2 separate regions of the Homo sapiens genome follow, and region 2 is linked to region 1. A link is a loop called in an ENCODE intact Hi-C map of the cell type or tissue named here. Cell type or tissue: IMR-90. All regions are shown on one strand. Each heading gives the region's core, and the rest is flanking DNA. Links, peaks and the distances in the headings are about the cores only. Region 1 overlaps ADAM19 (ADAM metallopeptidase domain 19). Region 2 overlaps CYFIP2 (cytoplasmic FMR1 interacting protein 2).

What was found. A loop is a pair of places that touch in the nucleus more often than their neighbours do. Peaks named below come from ENCODE experiments on the same cell type or tissue, not always from the same donor. Only the 100,000 strongest peaks of a DNase experiment are listed, where the experiment ranks them.
Region 2: a loop joins it to region 1, with 5 times the contacts of the local background. A loop is called at or near these places in 26 of 110 quality-filtered maps.

The regions. Positions count from the first base shown.
Region 1 is chr5:157,475,112-157,480,469 of GRCh38, reverse strand. ADAM19 (ADAM metallopeptidase domain 19) reads left to right here. Exons shown (of 23, transcript NM_033274.5): 23 at 1-3,166. Among named protein-coding and RNA genes, the nearest start is that of NIPAL4, 18 kb to the right of the region's middle. RefSeq lists an enhancer at 1,033-1,543. In IMR-90, for the core only: a CTCF peak has its summit at 3,341 (motif pointing right); a DNase peak (open chromatin) is centred at 3,349.
Region 2 is chr5:157,339,615-157,344,990 of GRCh38, reverse strand. It overlaps CYFIP2 (cytoplasmic FMR1 interacting protein 2), which reads right to left. Exons shown (of 31, transcript NM_001037333.3): 23 at 3,834-3,921. FNDC9 (fibronectin type III domain containing 9) reads left to right here. Exons shown (of 2, transcript NM_001001343.4): 2 at 1,448-3,393. The coding sequence starts at 1,455. The coding sequence ends at 2,129. Among named protein-coding and RNA genes, the nearest start is that of FNDC9, 3.4 kb to the left of the region's middle. In IMR-90, for the core only: a CTCF peak has its summit at 1,991 (motif pointing left); no DNase peak of the experiment used is centred there.

The sequences.
Region 1 (5,358 bases), core at 359-5,358:
GGGATTAAGGAAGGGTCAAGCCAGCCACTGCTGTGGCCCTGCCCAGGGCTTGGTTGAGGGAACGGCTTCTGGCTGTATGGCTGCATGTGACAAGCCACGTCCCCTCCCACCTCTCCCCAAACCCCTGCATCCCTGTATTCACACGGGTCACTCTGACTCAGACAGGTACTATTCGTAGGCAGTGTAGACAGCAGGAGGAGCACCGGGCTTGGGCTTCCTCTGAGCCGTGATGCCAAAGGTTGCGACTCCTGACTCTGGATAATTTTTAGTTGCTCTTTGTTTTCTCTGCCGCACTTTCCTGGTGCCCCACGCTTTTCTCTCTTCCTTCCCCTCTCATTCTCCCTCTAATGTGTGGTGCTTTGGTGAGCAAACCCTCAGCAGTCCTGACCTTCGGGTGACCAGGTGCTTGTGACCTACAAGTCAGAGTCCTCTCTCACAGTCGGCCACTGGATTTCCCTCACTGGCTCTCAGGAGTGTGACCAGAGTAGACTTGGGGCATGGCCATTGGGGTCATATGTTTATTTTTCATTGTGTTTTGTGACCTCAGCAGGGTGGGGGTCTTCCTCCTTACTCTAAGCTAAATCTAGGTGAGGTTTCCCCTTAGGGAGCCCAGCTATTTACAAAGTACACACGAGGGAGCAGGCTGGTCATTGACTTCGGGCTGGACCGTTGCCCTCTGAGCAGAGAACAGACCCATTTCTGGGAGCTGCCCGAGATCACTGGAGAAGGCAGCCAGCAGCAGCTGCACTGGAACAGTCAGAGCAGGGAGCCTCTTCCTCAACCCAGCTTTTTGTCATTCACTTCCTTTTGTTCTCTCTCTGGTCACTGCCCTTACCTGACCCTCACAGAAAGAGAGCTCTGAGCAGGTGAGGGGGTCTGCGGTGGCTCCTGTCTTCCCTGCAGCAGGGAAGGAGGGCCGTGTGGTGCTTTGCTAGATAGGACGGTTTTTGCAAAGCACCTGGAGATGTTTGCTGGGAGATAGACTCCCACTCCACAAAGGTGCTGGGTGGCTCTCCGGACAGGAGCTGGCCTGACTCTCACTCCTCTGAGGCTTTCCTGGGGCCTCCTCCCATCCTGCCATGAGCAATTGTTTGCTCTTGAAAACCTCACTGCAAGGCTGAGGCTGAGCTTCTGATTCACCACCCCAGGGCCTCCTTATAGTTCTCTGCACACAATAGGTGCTTCTTGGATGTTCTTGGGTTTGGAAATAAGTGGAAAATACGGGATGTACCCCTGGGGGAAAAGCCTGGGTTGGGTTTAGAAAGATCTCAGGAAAATGAGTTTCTCTTCCCTCAGGGTGGCTGTGATACAGGTTCCCCATGTCCTTGCCGTGGGTCATCCTTGCTGTGGGTCATCCTTGCTGTGGAGATCCATTCCCCACCTTTCCTGTGGCCCAACCTTTTATTTAAATGTGCTACCCTCTGCCTCAAGGCTTGGTTCCTGGAAAGTAAAGGTGAAAACATCCCCTTTCACCCCTCTGCAAAACAAACAAGCAACATCCTCAAAACCCAACCCCATGCCTCACAGAGCTTCCTGTGGCTTCTCCAGCCTTTCTCCCTCACATCAGGAGGTAGATAGCTCTGAAATGACAGCGCCACAGCCATAGTGACTGCATGAGCCATCTGAACCTGCAGTCCACCCTCCCTGGAACCACACCAGAAAGAGACCTGGGTTGTCGTTTTCTTGCTTTTTGTTTTGTTTTGTTTTATTATTTTCATATCACCTCCATCCCATAAAGTTGTACTGTGAACTGGAAGATGGTGGAATGTTTTGGAATTTGATAGACTTTCGGCAACCAGTTCTACTAATGCTTCACTCCTGGCTCTGTTCAGGGAGGCTGCCCAGGAGGAAGACTGGCCATTATGCATCCCCTTTTCTTTCCAGTGCCCAGTATGCTGTTTTGAGGTGTCAAATACAAATAAATCTGGGCTTAGGGAAGGAGAGACCTTATTCCAAAGCACGATTGCAGAAGGGGAAAGGGAATATTGCAAAAGGGAGAGGAAGGGGCCTTATGGGAATAGTGAAAAGGCTCAGACCGACCGATGGCAAGATCTGCAAGCGTCTCAAAGCCCAGGCAGAAAAGGACTTTTCTTTTATTGGAAGAAGTAAACATGGCTAGAAAGAACCACGTTCAGGGAATGACGTTGTGCCCAGCCTTTTTTTTTTTTTTTTTTTTTTTGTCTCCAGGGGAGGGGCTGTTTGCTGGCTCAGGCTGAGGATGGCCCAAAGTCCAGGGTCTGGTGGGGAGGAGGGAAGCTTAACTCAAGTTTGGGTTAGTGAGTTAGCAAGCTCTTTGTGCAGATGGGGATGTAGGTAAATCTTTTTAAAAGTGAAATTAACCTCCTGCCAATTTTACAACCCAAGAATTTTTTTTTAAGGGCCTTGGAGCCATCTCTAAAACAAACCTCAAGGGATTTAGTGCCCTGTCTCCCTGTCTCTAGAAGCCTTAGCCTGGGCACCTGGCTCAATCTTGTAACTGCCTGCTAGCCATAGATTCCTTTCAGCCTTGCTGACTTCTCCCTATAAAAGTAAAGCCTTTTTCTGCCCCAGCTCTGAGACACTTGCAGATCTTAAGGTCTGAGACTTGCTGATTTTCTGGTTGGAGTGTTTTTTTGTATTGCCATAGTCCCTTCCCCCTGAAGCAATAGCCCCTCCCCACCTCCTGCAATACGCCTTTCCAATCTTTATTGGAAGTCTCTCCCTGCCTACTTCCTAATTTATTCTTATTTGACAGAGGGTATGGAAGACTTGCAATTTGAAAACTGGGGACCAGTTCCAAAGTCAGTAATTGTGTTAACCACGTGTATAACAGCTCTGCTGGACACCCAAGAAAGCCATGGGAACGCCAACTGGAAAGGTCCCCTTCCCCAGGGGAGCCTGCGAAGGAGAGGTTCTGTAGAATCCAAGCCCACATTTCCAAAGTCACCCCCAACGCGTCCTCTCACACCGTCCACTGTGCGTTTGTATGTGTCTGGGATCCAGGGCAATGTGAATTTTCTTTTTATTTGGGAGATTGTTCACGGAAAACAGATCTTCTTCTCTCTTGTCCACCTATTAATTGTTTACAATATTTGTACATCTATGCAAAATACTTGAATGGGCCATGGTGCCTTTTTTCCTTGTTAGTATTTAATTAAAAATGAATTGTTTGTCATTTGCAATGTTATCTGGTTTGGCAGCTCTTTATTGTGTGTTTGTTGTAATGTCCTACTGCTCAGATTAGATAGGATTCATGACGTGGACTTCAGAAAGAGTTCCCACAAGGATGGTCAGTTCAGCCTATAAAGCCTTCATGGTGGACCCTGAGCCACAGCAAAGCCTATGTTTTCCTATGACCAGTAGAGGGGGCTGTTTGTCTTTACACCTGGACGCAGGCTGCTTATTAAAGGCCTGAATGATCCTGAGATTCTTCGATATGTTTTTTCTCATCCTACACTACTGCATATAGAAGACAGCTGAGAGCCTCTGCTCACCTCCTCATCTTATTAAGGCAAGGGATCATACTTTAAAGAGGGGAGACACTTGCCCCAGGTCTCTTGGGCTGGGTAGGCAGGCACAGCCAGGGATAAGGTTGGGTGTGCTTTCTGATTCCAGAACCCTGCGTGATATCACAGCTCGTATTCATTAGTGCTTCCCAGTCCATAAAAGGATCCCACCCTTATTCTCTCATTGATCCCTACCTCAATTTTGAGGTTCTCTCAGAGAGATGGAGGATTAATAACCATGATCGAAGGTAACAGTTACTCAGTACAGTCGGCCCCCCATATCCGTGGGTTTCAAATTCATGGATTCAACCAACAGCAGGTTGAAATATTTGAAAAAAAAAAAAGTACAACCATAAAAAGTAATACAATTTAAAAATACGGTATAACAACGATTTACACAGCGTTTACATTGTATTAGGTATTATAGAAATCTGGAGATGATTTAAAGTATATGGGAGGATATATGTAGGTTATATGCAAATACTATACCATTTTATATAAGGGACTTGGCCATCCTTAGATTTTGTTATCCATGGGGGTCCTGGAACCAATCCCCTGCAGATACCAAGGAACAGCTGTATTTAACATACGTGAGCCACTCACTGCATGCTGTTTACAAATAAGGATTATCTCGTTTAATCTTCACAAAAACCCTGAGAGAGGCTTCTTGCTCTCTGATTTTACTTTTTTTTTTTTTTTTTAAGACGGAGTCTCTCTCTGTCACCCAGGCTGGGGTGCAGTGGTGCAATCTCAGCTCACTGCAACCTCCGCCTCCCGGGCTCAAGCAATTCTCATGCCTCAGCCTCCTGAGTAGCTGGGATTACAGGTGCCCACCACCACGCCTAATTTTTGTATTTTTAGTAGAGATGACCTCAAGTGATCCATTCGCCTCAGCCTCCTGAAGTGTTGGGATTACAGGCGTGAGCCACCGCACCCAGCCTGATTATATTTTTCTAACCTCTCATGGTTATGAGGTTGCCTATGGACCCTAAAGACATCTAAACACAAATGCTTTCACTACTAACATGCCTGCTCATGAAATTGCTTCCCACTCACACATCCCTACCTGGTTAAGAGGCCACTCTTCCCCTGCTGTCAGCCAGTCTCTGGGGTGATGCTCACGTGTTGGTCACTAGCATAATGGAGAAAGCCTGGTTGGGCAGACCCTGGTTGAAGTCCTCACTCTGCTTGCTACTCAATAGATAAGTGGGCCTGGATAAGTTCCAGATTTCTGAGTCTCTTCACTATACAAATAATATACCTGCCTCAAAAGTGTCGTGATCATCAATGAAATTCTGTATGTGCAAGTCCCCAACAGGGCCTGTCGCAGGCTATGTGCTGAGAAACTGCTGACTACATCAGTTTACAGTTGCTTTGCTTAACATGCAGAGTTCTATTAGGATCTGCCTTGCATTGAGTGCTGGTCCCCAGGAGAGTTTGGGCAAGGAAGGACTGTGATATTGTTCCTTCAATCTTTTCTTTTTCTTTTATTCTTTTAGTGCGTATGATGTGCTAGGCACTGAGGATAAGCAGTAAATCAAAGCCAACTCTCATGAAGCTTATATCCAGATGGGGAAAGAGCACAGATCACAAGAAAATAAATGAATAAAGTAGTAGCAGATTATGCACAAGGCACAGTGGCTCAGGCCTAAAATCTCAGCATTTTGGGAGGCCAAGGTGGGAAGATCACTTTAGGAAAGGAGTTTTGAGACCAGCCTGGGTAACATAGCAAGGCCTCATTTTTACCAAATCTGAGCCTGGGAGTTTGAAGCTGTAGTGAGCTAGGATCACACCACTGCCCTCCAGCCTGGGGGACAGAGCCAGACCCTGTCTCAAAACACAAAAAACCAAAACAGATTATGCAACTGGGGGC
Region 2 (5,376 bases), core at 79-5,078, 140 kb after region 1:
CCTTCCTGAGTATCTTAGTTCACTGTTACCCTTACAGAAGAAAAACAAGGATTAAGAAACTACTCAATGCTGTGCACCTTTCTGCAGCTCCACTCCTGGAGGAAAATGGGCACAAACACAAGAGGATGGGGGAAAGCAGAGGTGAGAGAAAGGCAGGTCATAATAGCCATTGGTTTGGCTTAATATCCAATGCAGGCGAAAATCCAGTTGACAGCTGTTTACTATGTCACTGCAACCCAAAATGAAACCTACGGGGTTTCATGTGAGGGAGGAGAGGCGGAAGACAAAGCAGGGTGAGACTGTTATGTGAATATGCGTAGGCTGACTATGACTGTCTCTGTATTTCTGATCAGGGGCAATCAGTAGAGGGAACTGCATGAGAGAAACTAAAATACTTGAAGATGGCTCTCTCTTATCAAAGCGGGGCCTGGCAATCTAAAGAGGGCTCATTTGATTTGTCTGGAAAAACAGCAACTGGGTCTCAGTCCTGGCACCTCATTTTGCGATAACGTCTGTAACTAAACCCGGCAGCCTTGCATTAGGAAATGTAGTGGTTAGGCGGCACTAAGTCCTTTTTCTACGTATTAGCGGTGTGACATCAGGTTGCTCATCCGTAAAATGGGAATCTAGCTCAGAGGATGTGATGAAGAATAAAGGAAATTAATTACTGCCTGTGAATCATCTAGCATGACAAGTGACATAGCAACCACTTACTGTGAGTGGTTATTACCATGATTAACATTCATAATAACAGCAGAATTAAATAGTGGTAGTTATGCTGATATTAGGGGCTGATTATCTTCACCCATAAAATAAATTTCCTGGTACCGCTGGCTTTGAAAAAACAAACAAACAAAACAAGAGCAGAAGCTTTGGGGTGAGATCAGCTGCCAAAGAGTGACGAAGCGAATTTCCACTCACCATGGGCAACAGAACCAGGAGGCTAAAAAAAGCAGTGGGCAGAATGTTCTAGATCACTGAGCTCACAGTACTTGGAGCAGAAACAGGAGGTCAAGAAGGAAAATTGAGGTGAATCAATTGCCTGAGGGGAGGTCACAGACCTGAGAATAAAGGTGGAGCCTCTGAGGTTCTACTGATTTCTCCTTACCTTTTCTTCTTTTTTCTTAAGGGGATGAGAACAATCCCCTTAAGAAAATCCCCTTTGTTATCTGAAGGATCTCAGCTAGGGTGGGATGTGGCTGGGATTGCATGGGTGCATCTGTTCTTAGGCCTGAACTTTGGCATGGGACAGCCCCAGTTTTAACTTTTGTCCTGCCACTTTTTCGCTATGCCTAAATAACAGAACCTCTCGGCCTCCATTTCTTTGTCTGTAAGATGAGGGCAACATGAGTGCCCGTCTCAAATGTGCAATAAATGGTGGCTATGATTATGATAAATACATACTTAAATCAGGGGATGTCACTCTTCACTTTGATTCTGGTTCCAGAATCGGGATGAACATCGAGGTGGGGAACATTTCTTATACAGGAGCCATCATCTCCTGGTCGTCCTCGGAGCCCTGCCTGGAGGACTATTACCATATTATGTACAGGCCCAACTGGAACAGCATCTTCTCTGGCTATCTTCGCTACAGCTTCCACCACGAGGAGAAGGTGCCTCGAACGATCAGCTCCGTGGTGCTGGAACATCTTGCCCCTTCCACTCTCTACTTCCTGTGCATCAGCTGTAAGAAGGCTGCCTTCCCTTACAGGCACTACTGCACCATGTTCCACACCCTGGATAAGAGTCCGCTGGCTCCTGGAAGCTCCCTGGTAGACCCCCAGATCTCCCTTTGGGTGCTGATGGCCATTCTGCTGGCCTGCTTCACAGCCGTCTTGGCCTTCATCTGCCTCCAGTTCTGGTGTGTCCGTTGCCATGAGCCGCGATGGTCTTACAGGGCTGGCCACATGGAGGAGGCCAATGGGTTGGTGAGATGGCCAGAGGAGGCCCCGGATCTTGGTCAGAGGGAGGAAGACCTGCAGGGGCTCCCCCTGGTGGAAATGCCACGCAAGAACTCCAGAGATGGAGCTGAACTGGATCCCGAAGCCAACCAGGATGCCCCTGATGCGGGTGCCTTACAGAGGGGGGGTGGTGACCCACCCGCTATACTGCCTCATTGTGGGGAATGAGAGTGGGGAGGAGAGCGCCCGCATCATGTAGCCTAAAGCTTTCCACACAGTAGGTCGTTTGTACAAATGTGTCTATAGACTACCCATTTCTCTCCCATCAAACGTCACTGCTATTGTAGGTCACCTGGGTTGGATGAATGCCCCATGACAAAGCTTCTCAAGCTGGAAAATGTATCCCCCAGGGTATGCCAAGGCACAAACGAGGCATCTCAGCAGCAGCGTCCACTCGGAGGACACAGTTAAGAATTGAAAGCATTGTTTTAACATTAAAACAAACATGGATATGTTATAAAGTAGAAAGCAAAAATTTGCATGACAAATAAAACACAGCACTTGAAGGAAACACTTGAGTTACAAGTAGGCTCTCAGAGGTACACTTTTGGGCAAAGGTAGATGTCCAGTTTCCTCTGCCCTTGAGGGGATTATTTGGAAATAATTTGGGATTATTTGGAAATAATTTGTGAGAACCCTTGCTCTGGAGTGTTTTCCAACTTTTAGGCAATCACATACCACCGCTCTCTATTTTTTAAAACCATGGATTATCTTCACTATTATTAATAATACTTTCCTTTAAATTGACTCATTTTTTAAGCGTAAACTTATTTTCAAAGACAGCCTTATATTACTCCATAAGTGAAAAACCAGCACCCTCCTGCTGCAAACAGAAGGGAAGAGACATAAGAATAAACATCATGAAAACAAGATAATATTAAATAATCTGACTTAGCTTCTATTGCCTGCCAGTGATTCTGAGCTTAATGCCTGCTTGCTTGTCTTTGATAAAAAGGGAGATCCAGTGTTGGAGAGGTAATAAAGACATATTAGCACCAATATTTGTCTTTCTCCTTGATATAGCATAAGGTTTGAAAGAGAATCGAAAAGGGAAGTGCTGTTTTTACTTTGCGAGTCAGTGTTAGTTAAATGCCATGTCTGTGAACCACCTCAAATGCTGTCAGTCAGCTTCCCTTGATTTGAGAAAATTGTCTTGACCAGACTAGGCAGGCTGTTCTGGAGAAGACGCCTGTACTCTCCAAGCATCATCCAAGACCTTCCCAGTACCCTCTTATATCTATAGAGCACAAAATCCCAGAATCACAGGACGACACTGCAGTGAATCAACTAAGAAACAGCAGGAGCTGAGAAGCCAAGACGAGAAGCCCCACATCCCTATTCCCTTGCCTACCTCATGCATTCCCTGCTCGGCACCCAGACTTTTGCCCCCATTCCTGCTACTTGTGAACAAATAAAGATTCATATACTCACAGCTGTTTCTGCCTGGATCTTATTGCTGCCTTTTTCCTTTCTCTTTAGAGATAAGAGTCTCGCCCTGTCAGCCAGGCTGGAGCGAAGTGGTACAATCATGCTCACTGCAGCATAACACTCCTGGGCTCAAAGGATCCCCCTGCCTTAGCCTTCCAAGTAGCTACTGGTGCATGCCGCCATGTCTAGCTAATTTTTTATTTTTTATTTTTTTGGTAGAGACAGGGTCTCGCTATGTTGTCCAGGCTGTTCTCAAATTCCTGGCCTGAAGTATCCACTGGTCTCGGTCTCCTGAAGTGCTGGGATTAAAGGTATGAGCCACTGTGCCTGACCTCATTGCTGCCTTTATCTCTGCACCTTCTTACTCTTCTAATTAAGAGACACTTTTCTATTTGCTTTTTCTCACCAACCCTCTTCTAGGCAGGGTAGGGCAGGACTACTTACCTTGGATCCATAGAGGTAATAAGGCTGGACGTTGGCAGGTTTGTCTCGTTGTGGTTCTTGGGTGAAAGGAATGGCAGTCCGCACAAAACTAGTAGAAGCATAGGGATGGGAAAGAGTTAATATGGTCCTAATATTATTCTCCATGGGACACAGATAACAGGAGTGCTTCCTGGCCAGGTGAAGGTTTGCACTGGTACAAGTGCACTGTTTGTTAGGTGGTTGACTATAAAGGTACTAAACTCTTCTGACATCTTCCCATTCAACTGCCGTCTCCTTTCTATAGATGGGAAAAATTCAGTCTAGATTCCTGGGCTCAACCAGGGGCTTGTGGCTGCTCCGAATGACACTAGGCAAGAAACTAAGAGTGGACTTTCTCTAGGGCTCCACTCCTCTACCTCCAGTTTGGTTTCTCAAGAGCAGAGTTCAGCAAACTCTTTCTCAAAAGAGCCAGGCAGCAAATATTTTTAGCTTTGGAAGCCAGACGGTCTCTGTTGCAAGTACTCAACTCTGCTGTTGCAGCATGGAAGCACCCACAGACAATAATAAACAAATGAGCATGATCGAGTTCCAATAAAACTTTATCAAATACAAATCATTTTCACTTGTCACCAAATATTATTCTTCTTTGGATTTTTTCCCCTCAACCACCCAAAAGTGTGAATACTATTCTCAGCTCATGGGCTTTACAAAAACAGTCAGCAACTAGATGTGGCCTGTGAGCCACAGTTTGCTGCTCCCTGCTCAAGAGTGTTAAAGCTCCTAAATCTTTATAGAACTGGAAATCTATCTCACTTAGTGTGTGGATCCAGGTGCATTTGTGGATATCTCCCATACCCTTTCATTCATTCAACACACACTCATTCAATACTGGCCTTGAGCCAAGGCTTGGAGATACCTAGAAGATCTGCAGATGAATACATTTTTTTTGCATCCTTACATACTTATTTTGTATGTGAATATATATGCCTTACTCTTCCACTGGGTTATGAAACTTTGTGGGGATAAAGAAATTAGGTCTTGTCTCTACCTCAGTGCCTGGCCCCGGGCCGTGTGCACCTTGCAGGAGGCAAGTTCCACTTTGTCATGCGTATGTGTGCTCTGCAAATGTATGCTGTTTTGCAGGCATGCTTTCAGATACGTGGATATCCTTACAAACATACAATCTGATCATGTCATCTCCTTTCCTCAAACTCTTTCAGGGTTAATAAAAATGCACGATCCTGCCCTGGCCTGTAGAGTACTGCACAATCTGTTCCTGTGTTATCTTTCACAGCACCATTTCCCACCCGACTAGTTTTACCCTCATCAACTTCTTGGAGAAACCCTTAGAAACTTGTCTGGAATATTCTTCTCCTGCCTTTTTGCCTTATTTATTCCTAGTCATCCTTTGCATCTTAACTCCAGCATTACTTCCTCAAAGAGGAAGCCTCCGTTGAGGTTTGCATGACTTTTTGGACTGGAATAGGTGGTACTGTTACCACTGTCATGGCCCTGTGGGCTTTCCTTCATCTCCTTATTCACTGTTTGTAATGGTACATTTGTC